Linked DNA regions of Homo sapiens: all the other regions are linked to region 1. A link is a contact called in ENCODE Hi-C data. All regions are on one chromosome and are shown on one strand. The core of a region is the stretch at or near the end of the contact, and the rest is flanking DNA. Distances in the headings are between cores, read along the strand shown. Region 1 has its middle 180 kb from the start of INHBA. Region 2 has its middle 9.0 kb from the start of LINC03013. Region 3 holds the start of SEPTIN7-DT (SEPTIN7 divergent transcript). Region 4 overlaps PKD1L1 (polycystin 1 like 1, transient receptor potential channel interacting).

What was found. Hi-C counts contacts between places; a loop is a spot of excess contacts on that map. Pooled maps may share reads with other maps.
Region 2: a map with no recorded cell type shows a loop between it and region 1 (28-fold over the local background). The contact joins two enhancer-like sites. A Hi-C loop is called at or near these places in 7 of 37 single-sample maps with no recorded cell type and 6 of 50 pooled maps.
Region 3: a loop to region 1 is called in a map with no recorded cell type, with 13 times the contacts of the local background. The contact joins the promoter of SEPTIN7-DT here to the enhancer-like site in region 1. A Hi-C loop is called at or near these places in 2 of 37 single-sample maps with no recorded cell type and 5 of 50 pooled maps.
Region 4: a loop to region 1 is called in a map with no recorded cell type, with 19 times the contacts of the local background. The contact joins two enhancer-like sites. A Hi-C loop is called at or near these places in 4 of 37 single-sample maps with no recorded cell type and 3 of 50 pooled maps.

The regions. Positions count from the first base shown.
Region 1 is chr7:41,879,930-41,883,663 of GRCh38, reverse strand. No RefSeq gene overlaps it. Among named protein-coding and RNA genes, the nearest start is that of INHBA, 180 kb to the right of the region's middle. RefSeq lists an enhancer at 1,676-2,225. Within about 2 kb of position 1,928, at least 12 of the 41 ENCODE cell types and tissues checked have a DNase peak (open chromatin) inside an H3K27ac peak, as active enhancers do.
Region 2 is chr7:35,723,581-35,727,314 of GRCh38, reverse strand. No RefSeq gene overlaps it. Among named protein-coding and RNA genes, the nearest start is that of LINC03013, 9.0 kb to the right of the region's middle. Within about 2 kb of position 1,839, at least 7 of the 41 ENCODE cell types and tissues checked have a DNase peak (open chromatin) inside an H3K27ac peak, as active enhancers do.
Region 3 is chr7:35,798,965-35,802,698 of GRCh38, reverse strand. It overlaps SEPTIN7-DT (SEPTIN7 divergent transcript), which reads left to right and starts at 2,074. Exons shown (of 5, transcript NR_120512.1): 1 at 2,074-2,209. SEPTIN7 (septin 7) reads right to left here and starts at 1,642. Exons shown (of 14, transcript NM_001788.6): 1 at 1,429-1,642. The coding sequence starts at 1,489. RefSeq lists silencers at 731-1,180, 1,211-1,450 and enhancers at 1,601-1,990, 1,605-2,228, 2,351-2,410.
Region 4 is chr7:47,937,339-47,941,072 of GRCh38, reverse strand. PKD1L1 (polycystin 1 like 1, transient receptor potential channel interacting) reads left to right here. Exons shown (of 57, transcript NM_138295.5): 3 at 756-880. Among named protein-coding and RNA genes, the nearest start is that of PKD1L1, 9.3 kb to the left of the region's middle. RefSeq lists enhancers at 2,728-2,897, 3,348-3,427. Within about 2 kb of position 2,137, at least 4 of the 41 ENCODE cell types and tissues checked have a DNase peak (open chromatin) inside an H3K27ac peak, as active enhancers do.

The DNA of each region.
Region 1 (3,734 bases), core at 679-3,178:
AAAAAAGAAAGATAAAATATTGCCTATCATGTGTGTGGCCTGAACACAACCTTCAAAACATCTTAAAGGTTATCCATCAAGTTTCTTAAAAGGAAATATATTGGTCTTAATTATTCTTATCTTATTATATAATATGCTGTGGATTTATTTTTTAACCTATAATCTTATGCCAAAAGAGGCCATTTAGGTTTATTTTTATTTGTAGAGTGAAACAGAAACAAAATATACGGGCCTATGTTTGCTGTTTTAAATTCTACTCTCTATTACTTTTCCTTTCAACTTGGAAAGGAATTTTGTGCTACAGGACGTTTGGCCCAGGGTCAGCGGCGCTCCCTGCAGGCCGGTGGGGATGGCCTGAGAGAATTCTGGGCCAGCAGGCGGCCATATATTTCTTCCATAATCCTGTATGCGCGGGCAAAGTATCAGGCAAAGGTATAAATAAAACGTTCTGACTCCACATATGGTATTTTGGGTTTACAAATCCTTCATAAACTTTTTCCATTCCTATCAGCAGTTTTATTCATTATGGGACATCCAGCAACTCTCCTTTCGGGATTATTTGAGAAGCAGTAAAGGCTTCCTGTGAAAGGAGCACGTTAGCTGTAAGATTTGTGCAAAGATCGAGTGCCTGGCGGGGAGTAATCCCTAGACTGCGGATCTCAAATGTTTGGTGGGGTTTCCCCTACTGCTGGCTTTCATGTTCTCAGGGCATCATTACTGCGGTGGTGCAGCCGTAATGATGGGAAAGTGCCTGCTTTCTCTTTTCCCCCAGGGCCCCAGGGTCATATCTATGGGCTGGCAGACATGTTTTCTCCTTTCTCTTTCCTGTTTGCATTCACCTTGTGATTTTACTGATTTGGGGGTTCAGAGTGGGAAATCAGGCCAAAAATATATACATTCGAGATTTAAAAACTGAGTTATATCCAGCTTCCCCTTGCAATTTGAAATTATACTCCTCTTTCCATCTCTGTGTAAGTATGGGTTTTGACCAGTTTACGGAAAAAGTATATATTGGATCAAAAAGAGGCAATAGTTGGGTGTGACCTGGGAGCCAAAGTATCTAGACACATCTTAATGGGTGGCCTCATTCGTAAGAACAAAGAGAAAGATCCCTTGCTGACTGAGTAGAGGAGAAACAGACATCCTCTGGAGCTGAGGCTGGCAGGGGACGCTACAGCGAGCCGGCCAGTATGAGTTCACAGCCCAGGTCACACACCCTCCCCTCTGCTTGGCAGCAAGCACTATGCCTGGCACAAGTTATTAAGTGTTGTTCAATGTTTTGGATAAATTAAGAGGGGCAAGTGCCAGACTAGATGGTGCCACATTTTTAACTCTGTCCTCTTCCAAACTGTAATCATCTTGGTTCCACCTGCTAATTACCATTCGAATGTATCCCTTCCACTACAATGGCATTGCCTCGCCTCTGATCCTTGGCTTCTACAGCTATTTACTATTACTCCAGATTGGGGTCCTCAGCTGCAGTCAGACCACCAGATAGATCTGTGAGTCCTCAGAGAAAGATCTACCTGTTAGCTAATAAACTAATAAACTTCAGCTCAGGGCCTCACTTGCACGGTCCCTTACAAGAGCTGGGGGAAGACCTTGCAATGTGTTCACATGGTCATATATTTTTGTAAAATGTATTAAAAGTGAGCTATATTTAGCCATAATTGGTTAAGACTGCTTCCCCTTTCTGTTTCGACTTCCCCTCTGTGCACCTACTGTTAGGGTGTCAGCGTCGTCACCAGCACTTTGGGGCCCCAGCTAAAAGGAAGTTGAGTTGCGAATATATTTAGTTTGGGTTCAGTAGGGGATATTTTTGTGGTTGGTAGTTGTTTCTGAATGCAGTTAAGTTATTACTAGTCATCCTGGTGTAGGAACGGCTTCTAGGAATACTCCTACGGCCCCCTGCACTGACGCACCCAGCCTCGTGACAGGAAGTGGAGGGTCAAACGTCATCTGGTGATATGAATTTGTCCTGCAGCATCTGACACCAGACGTTTATGCAGAATCAAGGAGAAGCAAAGTTTGAAATATACAAAGCAGGAAGCTGGTCTCTGGAAAATTCTTCCAAAGTCAGATATGTAAAATCGTAAGCAGAGGACTTTGTTTTCAATGACAGCTAGTCAAAACAGAAGTTGTCTCCTTTCAGGAATATAGCACGCCATGCTGTGTATACAATTATACAGGCCTCATACATTTTCCTTTCCTCCTTGATGAGAATTCTGCAAAAGAGATTTATTGGAATTCTCATGTTTTAACCTATGGTTGTGGTATTTATCATCATTCTAAAGTTCTATTTTTTTTGAGGTTTATCTTCTCATTCTAAATAACTGTTCAGTTTTATACCTAATTATATATTCTTGGTTTTGAATTTTTTTGCTTAAGAAGGGCTCCTCAAATTGTATAACATCAGGTTCCAGAAGATCTGTGTAAGCCACTGACTGTCCCTGGGGTTGTAGTCAGCCTGGTCTTCTCTTTTTTCTAAATTGAGACGGAGTTTCACTCTTGTTGCCCAGGCTAGAGTGCAGTGGCTCTATCTCGGCTCACTGCAACATCTGCCTCCCAGGTTCAAGTGATTCTCCTGCCTCAGCTTTCCAGATAGCTGGGATTACAGGCATCCACCATCACACCCGCTAATTTTTTGTATTTTTAGTAGAGACAGGGTTTCACCATGTTGGCCAGGCTGGTCTCAAACTCCTGACCTCAGGTGATCCACCTGCCTTGGCCTTCCAAAGTGCTGGGATTACAGGCATGAACCATTACGCCTGGCCAGGCTGGTCTTCTTAAAGCAGAAGGCTAGTAGGTGACGGCCCCCTAATTGGAATACTTTGACAACCTTTATCCTTCATAAACTGACATCCACTGCCCTCCTCCTACCTTTCTCATGCTATAGACCAGCCATGTGCACACTGACAGCTCCTGGGACACACAGCTTCATTGTTCGCCCCTCACCTCCTTTGACCATGTGGATCCCTGTAATCCCAATGACTACTTCAGTATTTGTTAGATAATCTTCTGTTTGTCTTTCAAAATACAGCAAAGGCAGAAAATAATGCAGGTGAGGTGAAAACCTGCCAGCATTAGAGTTGGCATAGGGTAGACTGCAGGGCCATGAGTGTTCACAGCTGGCCTCCTTGAGCCAGCCTTTGTAGGCTTATAGGGCCTGGAGCTCAACCATCAGTGGGAAATCTGGCATATACCCCTGGTGCCTGGCCCCTTTCTTGACAAAGAGTGAGTGCCAAATCCGTGTTGTGAAAGGCATCCATGAGACATCCCACTGTGGGTCCACCACCTAAAGCTCTGCAGCAGGAAGGATGTTGGTCTGGACTCTGTCCAGGCCTCTGGACTTTGCTTTTCCCTTCCCCCGACCTTCTGGTTTCTCCCCAGTCTATGTCACACGGTGCTCTGCAGTGTCTGTCTGGTCTGGTTATGGAATATCTCCAGCCACCTCCATTCTCATGCCTGCAATTCCTGACATTCCTGCTTTGCCCCATCTTTCAAGGCCAGAGCTCTGGGAATACCCTGGAGAGAACCATTTGTTTCTCCTTCATTCTTCATTTATCAAAATTTTCTCATTATCTTTCTCATTCTTAATTAGTGTCTGCCAAAGGAAAGGTGTCTGTAAATAGACTTCATCTTATATTTGTGACTAAAGGGTCCAAATCACATGTGGAAAAACAGAGCAGTAACTGGAGTTGTAGATATTCTTTGATTACATATCTAGTATTATT
Region 2 (3,734 bases), core at 590-3,089, 6.2 Mb after region 1:
CCTTGAAAAGAAATGCTGAACCTTGTGGTTAAAAGGTACCCATGGCGCAGGCTTCATTCTTCCAGAGCTTGTATTTTTCCTCTTTTTTGCATAATTCAATTCAAATGTTTTTTGCTTGAGTCTTGGTTTTCCAAATTTATAGATGTTTCAGCTATGGCTGTCATCCCCTTATTTTATTATAAGTCACCAATCTCCTTATTTTATTGTAAGCCACCCATTTTTTTCATGAGATTAGGTTACTCACAAAGTAGCCCATTAATTGCAATTATAGTTTAATTACAGCATGTCCAGGTCTCTCCAGACCATATAAAATCAGGTTACATTTCCTTTTGATGTCCAAATTACAAAGGTAACAACATACTCTTAGCTTGACCTCAGTGTCCTCCAGCTATTTCTGGGCGTCTCCAATGGGGTGTGTCATTCGTGTTTATAAACCAGCTGCCATAACCGCATGGATCCACCTGGTCCTTTCTCTCCTGCTCTGGTTCCTCCAGGTCTGCTTTCTGCAGGGCCACATGGAAATCCTCAGTGTTGTCACAGCCCATCATGAAAGCAGTGCTGATTAAGCTCAAAACACAGTCCTGCCCTGTGCTGCCTGGTGGGGGTGAGGGAAAGCTGGTCCATTGGAAGTGTGTGAGATTCTGGGAGGAGTCTGTTAGGGCGGTTGCTGTGCTTCCCCCAGTGCCGGACCCACTGTCCATACCCCAGGTGACTCTCACCTAAGAAGAGGAAGCTAGTGCCATGCATCTTGTAGTGGCCTGCCAGCCCAGCCAGTCCTCAGGTTGTCAAAGCAGAGGGGGTTTTATGCACAAGCAGGGAAAATGGCCTCTCATCTCAGCACTGAGCTACACTTTGTCACCTGGGAGCTGAAGCAATGATGCTTGGAACTGAGAACCATAAAGGGTTTTTTGTGGACAGTTTCCCTGCTTTCTGGCTCTTATGCATCTAACCATTGGGGTCTAAAACCAAATCCAAAGAGCTAGGAAGGAAGAGAATCCATACCATCCTTCCAACCTCCTCCTCTTGGTTCTTAGCTCTCTCAGCAACACTTGGTTCTACTCCCCAGGTCACAAAGCAAAACTTCCCAACCATATCAACAGAGACAAACAGATACTCTTGTGTCTGTGAGAGTGTAGGTGTGCTGATGGGTGTCTACACTAACAGTCTACAATTAGGTTTGACTGGTCAAAATATATTTTATGTGCTACTTAATAGTTTTAATTCACTCTAATAACTGAAATATCTGGTTTTAAGTAGATTCTGAAGAGAAATGCTCCACATTACAGTGTCTTTCCCTAAAAGATAGAACCTACATACACATTGGCCGGGTGCGGTGGCTCACGCCTGTAATCCCAGCACTTTGGGAGGCCGAGGCGGGCAGATCACGAGGTCAGGAGATCGAGACCATCTTGACTAACACGGTGAAAACCCATCTCTACTAAAAATACAAAAAATTAGCCGGGCGTGGTGGCAGGCGCCTGTAATCCCAGCTACTCAGGAGGCTGAGGCAGGAGAATGGCATGAACCCGGGAGGCGGAGCTTGCAGTGAGCCGAGATAGCGCCACTGCAGTCCGGCCTGGGTGAAAGAGCAAGACTCCATCTCAAAAAATAAAAATAAAAATAGTAAAAATAAAAAAAAAATAAAAAAAGAACCTACATACACATTGATGTCATGTAATTCACAGGAGCTGCACAGGTGAGAACCTGTTTGTTGTGGGAAGAAGCAAGAGCTCCTCCCCACTTCCCGTGCAGGGCTGGGGTACGCAGCTGCTGTTTAAGAGCAAGGCCTGAGGTCTAGCAATGTTCTTGCCCATGTGAGGCCTGGTTTTGCCTCAAAGTAGAACTTCTGAAACAGAAAGTTTCCTTATCTCCCTGGCAGGACATGCGACAGATGTGCGGCTCGCATGTTCAGTGTCCCACTGCTCAAACCCCTAGGGGGAGCATGCAGACAGGTCGTGGGGAGCTCCGGACAACTGACATTTTTCTCAGTCTTTAGTAGAGTAGCATGCGGTGTTAAAGACGAGTCCTCGGTTCATCTTCCATCCATATTTCCAGACATAAGTTCTCCTTGAAAAGAAATGCTGAAACTTGTGGTTAAAAGGTACCCATGGAGCTCCGACCTCACAGCAGTGCCTAGGGTTGAGTATTTACAGCTCCTGAAGCCCCAGTGGGCATGTGTTACAGTGTGCTCTTTCAGTTTTGCCGTCTGCAGGCAACTTGTGTTAACCAGCTCAATTAGACCCTCTGCCGTATGACAAGGACAGAGGGCCTCTGTATCCTCAGTTCTTGCCCTAGCGTACCGGAAAGAATCGGATAACATGTAGGCTTGGAAGATCGGTGCAAGGTTTTATTGTGTGGTGGAGGTTGCTCTCAGCAAGGTGGATGGGGAGCCAGAAGGGGGATGGAGTGGGAAGGCGGTCTTCCCCTGGAGTCAGGCTGTCCAGCGGCTGGACTCTCCTCTGACTGCCCCGACCGAATTTTCTGCATCGTCTTGCCTCAATGGCCTGCTGTTGTCTGCTGGTGTCTGTCGGTGCGCTCTTCTGCTCCTCTGCTCCTCTCAACGTCCAACTGCTTGTGTCCACGCCCGCTAGGGTCTCAGGGTTTTTATGGGCACAGGATGGGGGTGTGGCAGGCCAGAGTGGTCTTGGAAAATGCAACATTTGGGCATGAAAACACGGGTGCCTGTTCTTACTTAGGTCCATGGGCACAAGCCTGAGGGTGGAGCCCTCGCCAGGAACCCCACCCTTGTCTACCCAGCACTTCCCTGGCCACCTCCTGTGTCACTTCTACTGTTTCCTGGTGAAAATAGTAACACTGAGAATGAGTTGGGGTGGAACATTGACCTCTCAAAACATTTATCATTTTCTCATGTAACAATGATGGTGTCATTTCCTGTTAGGGGCATTGGGGAATAAAAACACTTTTTAAAAAGTATAAAACATTCTCTTTGGAAATTTACAATAAAAAAAAAACACGATTCTTTAGTGAGTACTTATCCAGGCACTATTTAATTTACACTCAACATGGAGCCTATCAGTCAATCGTCATATAAGGTAGAAGCTACCATAGCTTCATTTTACGAATGAAGAAACTGAGGTGTAGACAAGTTGAGTAGCTCACTCAAGGACACAGCAGAGTCAAGATTCAGACCTGGATATCCCGATTCCGGGAGCTTTGCTCTTACCTGATGCACTCTTCCCCTCACCTTTAAGAATTTGAAGACTGTTGCCAGTCAGTTCATCAGATTCCCCTCAGTATGTATTTGAACACAGCACAATCTGTAAGTTGGTGTAAAAGCAGTCATTGACTGGCAAGAATTCTAAGGGTAATCTCATCAAATTACAATGCTCATCTTTCTGAGTAGAAATTTGGGTTTAAAGCTTTAAATTCTTAAAAAATAATACAGCCTCTAAAAAAACCCTACCACTGGTTATATTTATATCTACTTGTGTTATGATATAGAAACTTAGTTTCATAAGTAACTGCCAACATGTTTCCCAAAGTGGCTGTACCATTTTGCATTCCCACCAGCAATGAATGAGAATTCCTGTTGCTCCTCACCCTTGGCAGCATCTGGGGTTGTCATATTCTGGATTTTGGCCATTCCTATAGGTTTGTGTAGTGGTATCTCACTGTTGTTTTAATTGGCATTTTCCTGATGACATATGATGTGAAGCATCTTTTCATATGCTTATTTGCTATCTGCATATCTTCTTTGATGACATGTCTTGTCA
Region 3 (3,734 bases), core at 825-3,324, 6.1 Mb after region 1:
TCCATAAATTTCATCCCTACCTGTACACTTTTAAGTCTAAAATACTCTCCTCCCCATGTCTGCACATAAACTTTAGGGGGAAAAACTGACTATACTCATCACCTGCATGTGCATAAATATGTAAAACAGGTTAGATGCTTAGTAATTTAGATGATCTGTTCATTTACATTCTCAGGGGCACTAACAAAGATATTTTTTCCTTTCATCAAAATAAAAAAGCCAGAAGAAAGAATTCTTAAAGCTGAACTATTTAGCAATAAACTCAAGAAATGTAGTAAGTTATTATTTCAGTAACTAAGAAAACACCTGGACGTCACAAATTCTTTCCTAGGACTGTAAAAACCCAAATTTGAAACAGTGTACTCTTCAAAAGTAACTCAGCAAATGGAAATGTCCTAGAAAAATCTCGGTTGCTTATTTCTTACTATACACACAGCTGAAATGGAACTCAGGAGTGGAAAATGTAAATGAAATGGCCTGTTCTTTTTCCAACATGTGGGGGAGGAAAGGAAATGAAAGGGCTCGTTAAGAGAATAACTGAGAATATTGAAATATTTTCAAAAATTAATTTCCCTAAACTTCGCCACTCCACATCTCCGCTCCCTCCCTTTTCCAAGGACCCTTCCCACCCTTTCTATCTCCTCCGGGGGGCGCCCTTCCCAGGCGTTCTCTTTCCCTTACTCCTAAAAATTAAGCCCAAATTCCAAACCAAACTACCGATTCTCCCTCCGTTCTCAAGACTCGCCCGCCATCCACCGGCCTTCCGGGCTGCGCCTGGAGAGAGGCAACCCCGAGAGGCGGGAGGAGGAGCGGGGAGGCGACGCGGTGACTGGAGCTGCGGCTGCAGCCGCCGCCGCCGCCTCCACCACAGCCTCAGCCTGGTGCATCCTTCTTCCTCCCTCCCCGCCGCCGCCCGCCCGGGTTGGCCCACACAGCACCCTCGCCCGAGCGTTCACACTCGTCCCCACCCTCCTAGCCAGGCCCACTGCCCCACGAGGGGACTTCTGCCGACGGGGATGCGGCCGGGGACAGGAGGAAGCGGGGCCGCGGAAGCCGGCGGGCCCGGGAGGAGACTGAGGAAAGGCGAAGGGACGGAGAGAAGCAAGGGCAGGGCTGAGACCACCACGCTCAGGCTGCTCCGGCCGCGGAGGCCGCGGCTCTGCGCCGGGGGCCAGCCCGCCGCGGCACAGGAAATGCCGCCGCCTCGGCTCTCCTCACGTTCAATTCAAACTGTCACCGCCGCCGCCTCCCCTCCCCCCGAGCCCGCCGCTGCCGCGCCCCGGGCCCGCAGTGGCCCCCATCCCGGCTCCCCTCGCCGCTGCCTCCGCCTCGCCTCAGGGCGTTCCCTAGCTCGGTCCAGCGGCCGCAGAGCTTCCCGGCATTCGGAGCCGCTGACCCCAAGTCGCGGCACCCGAAGCTGAGACTCACCCATGGTGCTGCTGTTGACGCTCCTCTCCTCAGCAGCAGCGGATCTCGCACTGACCGACATCCCCTCCCCCCCTCCGCGACCAGCCCCAGCGGAGCGCAGCCCGCCGATTCTCCAAAGGCGCCTACGCCGATTCCGCAGCGTAGCCGCCCGGCGTAGCTGCCTTGCTTACGCACGCTACAGCAGGCGGACTCCTCCACAGGCTCTCGCTCGACTCCCGCTCCCTCCTCCGTCCCCCGCCCCCTCAGACGAGGCTTCCGGGCCTAGCGGAGGCTGGCTTCCATCTCGCGAGATTACCGCCTCCCCAGCTCCGCCGCCTCGCTCCATTTCGAGCATGACTTCATTGGCGTCAGCAACGTTTTGCTGTTCGGGTTTAGCCGCCATGTTTAAGTTGGCCGGGTTTCGCACCACTGAGGTCATGGATACTCAGGCCTCTTTGCGTGTTTCTTCAACACTGCTTCTAAGGTTAACCGCGTTACATTTGTTGGAGAAAATCCTGGGAACGCTGAAAAGGACTAGTGGGTGGGGTGCGAGGGTGGGGTCTTGCCCGAATTAAAGATGGCCGCAGTCAGCTCTGCCCCGCGCAATTTCACGTCAAGTTTTGGAGCTGCGGGAGCCGGCCAGTTGGCCTCAGCGCCTCCTTACGGAATTGGCGTAAGGCAAAGAGGCGCGGCTGGAAGAACCAGACTGAGAAAGTGCCACAGGGCGGGGGCCGCATCCGCCCCTCGGCTTCTGGTTACTGACCCGACGGCTTTGTGAGTGAAAGTGAAGAGACACTTCGAGGCAGGTGTCTGTGCTCCCCATTCATCCCTGTTTCCGTGGCTATCTTGACTTTCGGGGTGAAAAGTGAGGTTAGGCCCTGTTTCCCCGACCCTTCCCTCGCGCCATCACACTCTAGTGGCCTGGCACAGCCCCAGAGGTCGGCCGCTGTAGCCCCCATTGCGGACTCGCCACATTCATATTGGCTCACCTTGTCGGTGCCCGGTTCGGTCCTCTTGGAGCTCACACTCCAGTTGAGGAAATGAATGGACACAGGAACTACTGGGTAACAAAATACTAATAAAGGGCTGCGATTGTGTGAGTTTCTACTGTAGCGATGAATGTCGCTGTCATTGGAACGTTCCCCAAGTGCCTTCTAGTGAAAGCCTTACTTCACTCGGAATAACCTGTGGTCTTTTCTTGAACGTGATGGCTCTCTTGGTTGTATTCTTCATGCACATGTGTTACTTTTCCTGTTTAACTACATGTTAAAGAAATGTGTATGTTCCTGTTTAACTGCATGTTTTAAAAAAGTATGTGTATTTTTAAGTTATAGGCACGTGCAAGAAAGTTCAGAGCAAAATAGCTTATATTAGTGAAACAATAAATGTCTACTAATAGGAGAATGGATGAATAAGTGTCATTGTTGAACAAATTGACATACAACACGAACCAAAAAATCAGTGAACTAAAGCTACCATTTTTCATATGGATAGAGTCATTAACCTAATATTGAGGAAGAAATGAAAAGACAGGTTGCGGAAAGATATATATGACATACCATAAATAAAAGTTTAATAATTACAAAAAAGTAAGATCAAACTAAAAATTGTATAAGGAAATGATAGATACCAAATTCAGAATACTGGTTGCTTCCAGAGATGAACAGAAGGGAATGTAACAAGAAGGGTTCATTTGTATCTATAACGTTTGTTTTCTACCAGAAATATCTTGAAAATGTGGCAAAACATTAAGCTAAGTAGAGGGCACATGGGTGTTCACTTGTAATTATTTCCTTTACTGTTCTATATACTTGAAATATTTCCAAGTAATTTTTTTTAAGAAAAGAAACTTATAGAAGCAACTTATTTTGTATCTTGATATATGCCATTTCGTAAGTCTACATTTTTACTGAACTGCTTATGAAGTCTGTTGCAACTTATCTGTTCAATCATTGTTTTAAGTTTCTGAAACTTCAAATGAACTTTTACTTTGGGAAATTTTGTTGAATTTCTATTTTTGAAAAAAAGCAGTGTACCAAGGAGGGTAAATGTATATAGCCTCCGGAGTCAGACTGCCTGAGTTCAAATCCCAGCTCTCCATTTATTAGGCTTGCAACCAAGAACAAGTTACTTAAACTTTCCTGTGATCCAGTTTCCTCATCTATAAACGGAGATAATACTTATCTAACAGGATTTTGATAAGAGTTAAATAGACTAATACATGAACACGGTGCTTAGTCAATGCTTAGTAAATATTACCTAAATATAGATTATTTTAAAATATAAAATTAAAGCAAATACTTATATTAATATAACCTAATAGTCTA
Region 4 (3,734 bases), core at 888-3,387, 6.1 Mb before region 1:
AGAGTGGCTCTGTGCAGGGCCAGGTCTAGCAGAAATATTTTCTTTTAACTTTTATTATGGACATTTTCAAACATCTGCATGAGTAGAGAGAATGGCATCACAAACACTCAAGGACCTGTCATCGCTGGCAACAGTTGTCAGCTGTGCGCAGATCCTATTCCAGATGCTCTCACAGACATGGGATGTGGCAGGGCCCTCAGCCTCCCAGCCGGGTGGACACTGGCTCCGCTCACTGCCCGGCCTTCAGCCCTCAGAGATGGGAGGAGTGAACGTCAGCCAGGTCCGTGCTACCATCAGGGCCAGATTGCCTGGGTGGGAACATCCTGCTTATAAACTTTGGAGTGTCTTTAATGGTCTTCCTGTTTGTCCAACAGCTCCCCAACCACTCCTTCCGACTGTGGTGTTGCCCCCTCTACTACACACCCCTGAGCAGGACCTTTGACCCTCATTATTTTATGACCAGACCACTGGGTGTTTCTGGAACAGGCATTCATTATCAGCGTGGCTGGTGGTTGTGCGTTTCCTCATATTGCTTAGTGTGGGCTACACCTAAGACATTGTTTAAGCAAGGAAATAGAAAGAAAACACACACAGCAGGACACGGCAGCCCAAGGACACGCATCTTCATGATCAGCCCGTTGTTAGGCCCAGGTGGCTTTGACCTTATGTATAACTTAGGGCTTCTCCAGCTTTATGTTCTCACCTTCCCAGCACATTGCAGTCTTCAGAATGTTTGCTTTTTTTTTTTTCTCTAGAGGTCTATGCTAATCATGTGCTTCTTATGAGTGATGGGAAGTGTGGCTGTCCTTGGTGTGCTCTGAATGGAAAGGCAGAAGACCGGGAATCACAGAGCCCATCCTCATCAGCTTCCAGGCAGAAGGTATTCCTGGATCTGGGGAAATTAGGCTTTTCTTCCTGAATACAGTACATGTACAGTACAGCTAAAAAGCACCTCCATGTTTCATCAGGAATTCATCAGGGATTGTTTTCCTATCATGTGTGTTTGTGCCAATGAAGCAAGTGTGACTTATAAAGCCTTAATTCAGCTCCAGAGCATAGTTCCACATATAAGAAGTGCAGGCAGGGCTAGCCCAGCCCAGAGGAGTAGGGGATAGCCCTCAGATGGGGAGTGAGGGGTAGCCCTCAGGTGGGGAGTGGGGGCTGCCCTGCAGGTGGGGAGTAGGGGCTGCCTCCCAGGTGGGAAGTAGGAGGGTAGCCCTCAGGTGGGGAGTGGGGGCTGCCCCTCAAGCGGGGAGTGGGGGCTATCCCCGGGGTGGGGAGTGGGTGCTGTCCCCCAGGTGGGGAGTGGGAGCTGCCCCGAGATGGCTCCAGCACAGACAAGGCTTCCAGCAGCCAAAGCACTGAAACCCTGCTTAACTTGCGCAGTGTGGGGAGCTCGTTGAAGACCCCTATTAATTAAGACTGGGCTACCTGGATGTTTGTGAATTCCCTTGCATCTGTTTATCAGAGTAGCTAACAGGGCTTGGGTCTGAAGGCCTGGGCAATGCCCTGGAGATGGAGGAGAAGCGTGAGAGGAGTGACTCTCACATCTGTGGGTGGGGTCCGAGAGAAGAGTGAAAACTTCTGAGTGAGACATGCTTTTCACCCAGAATAAGCATTGGTTCCAAAGGGACATGCACAGACAGCCCAGAGTTGTGCGTTTCTAGTTCAAATTTAAAGAAGCCAGTTCTCTTTGAAGCTCCCAGAACCTCTGCTGTCCTTGGCAAAGACTCTCCTGCAGTTCATTTTTCAGTATTCCTCATGCAGAGCAGCGTTATTAAACCACCCCCTCCGTAGCACATCCATCTGAGTTTATATTGAAATGAATTTGATCTCAACCCACAGTGTTTGTGTTTGGGAGCTTTTCTCTGCTCTGCCATCACTTTTGTCAGCGAAAGTTCAAGGAGGCATTTTTAGGTTCCCAAGGAAGGATATTTAGTAAGATGAGCGTCTGATGGTTCTGAGAACAGGAGGTTGGGGAGAGGTGTTTTAGAGGGGAGGTGATATTACCTGCGTTTCTCACATTACACAATGTAAATAGCCACATACAGTGACTTCCTTAGGCTTTTAGTGCCCTCACCTCCAAACACAAGGGGGCAAACAGACCTCATGCTTCTTGAACACTTGGTGCAGATCTGCTATGCAGAATCACCTAGGGAGCTTAAAAGTCAAAGAAACCAAACAAAACCATGCACAAGCCCTGCCTCTGAAGATTCTAACAGACATGCTGTGGCGTGGCTCAGGGTGATGGTGCTTCAACCCCACCCCACCCAGGTGACTCCAAGGTTCAGCCACCTGGGACCTCAGCTTTGGGCATAGATCGATGCCTTTAGGATTTGACCATCATGTCCCAAAGGGCTTGGTCCTGGTGAAATGTGCAATCAGGGGGCTCTCTGGTTTTGGTTGACTGGGAGACCCATTTCCAAGCTGCATTCTGGCCGCTCTGCTCTCTACAGCCCCAGTGGGCTCAGGCGAAGGTCACACAGGGCCATACACCAGCTCCTGGACGTGCTGGGCAGTTTGCTGATTGGGCATAGTTATAGGATAGTGTCTTGCAAAGCCCTGTGTCTCCCATGCTGCTCACTAGCACCATGCCTTTTAGGGGTTGTAGGTACATGCAGCTGTCTCAGCCCCTGGGTTTCACATCCTCAGGAAACTGCCAGGATCTACCCAGGTCCTGCTCTGGGAGGCCACAGAGGGGTTCCCTGTTCTCGTCACAGAAGAGGGGCAGGTGCCAGGCGTATGCACTCAGGCACGAGCTGGCATCTTTCAGCTCCCACTCTGGCCTTCTTGACACCTTCCTGTGTTGTTCTCCTGAAAGATGAAGCACCTGATGTCCTGTAGTTACAAATCTGTAAAAGGCCCACAGCACAGGGAGCGCACATCCCAGGGAGGGGCTGGGCCGTTGGTTAACCTATACTAACTTCTTAACTGGCTGGAACTACTTCTGGTAACAGCTCTCTCAAGAGCCAGAGTGAGGCCCTGGGCCCTCAGTCTGAGGGATGGTGGCTGCTTTTTGTAATCATGTCCACAGTGGGGCGTTGTCTCTGGACAGGCGTCCTGTGTAGGAAACAAGGTGGCCAGCTTCCCGTAGGCCAAAAGTGTCCCCCCTCCTCCTGTGCCGTGGGCACCTCCCTGCTTTCCTGGTGCCACCAGGATTGAGATTTTGTCACAAGGAGAGCTGCACAGGTCAATGCAAGGTCAACAGAGGCCTCATGACCAAGATGGGCTCCCAGCACCCCTCACCTGCCCTCCAATGCCCCCACCCCACCTAAGCTCTCAGTGTGCACAGGCCGAGCAAGCCCAGTGGCATTGTCTCTGAGTTCTCTCTTGGGCTCCATCTCACTTCCAGTCCAGCAGCCAGCCCGGCCACCCCATAGCCTCAGAGGTGTTCACCCTCTGCCTTCACTCCACAATCAAGACCTGCCATCCTCATAGCCCTCTGAGTGGATCCCCTGCTGCCACTCCTGCCTGCCAGGCTCTCTTCAGTACCGCAACCACACTGTTGCTTCTGTGCATTGGAGCGTGCCACTCTTGTGCTCAGAACCCTCCATCTCATTCAGAATGAAACTCCACTTCCTGAGTCTGACCCCACTTGGCCTCCCGTAACTCTGAGGTCACCTCCTGTGCTCTCTTGGTTCCCACTTGTGGCTGCAGCCCCACGAGACTTCTGCTGCTCCTGCAGTGAAGCAGGTGTGCCTCCACCTTCGGCATAGCTCTGCATTCCTCCTCTT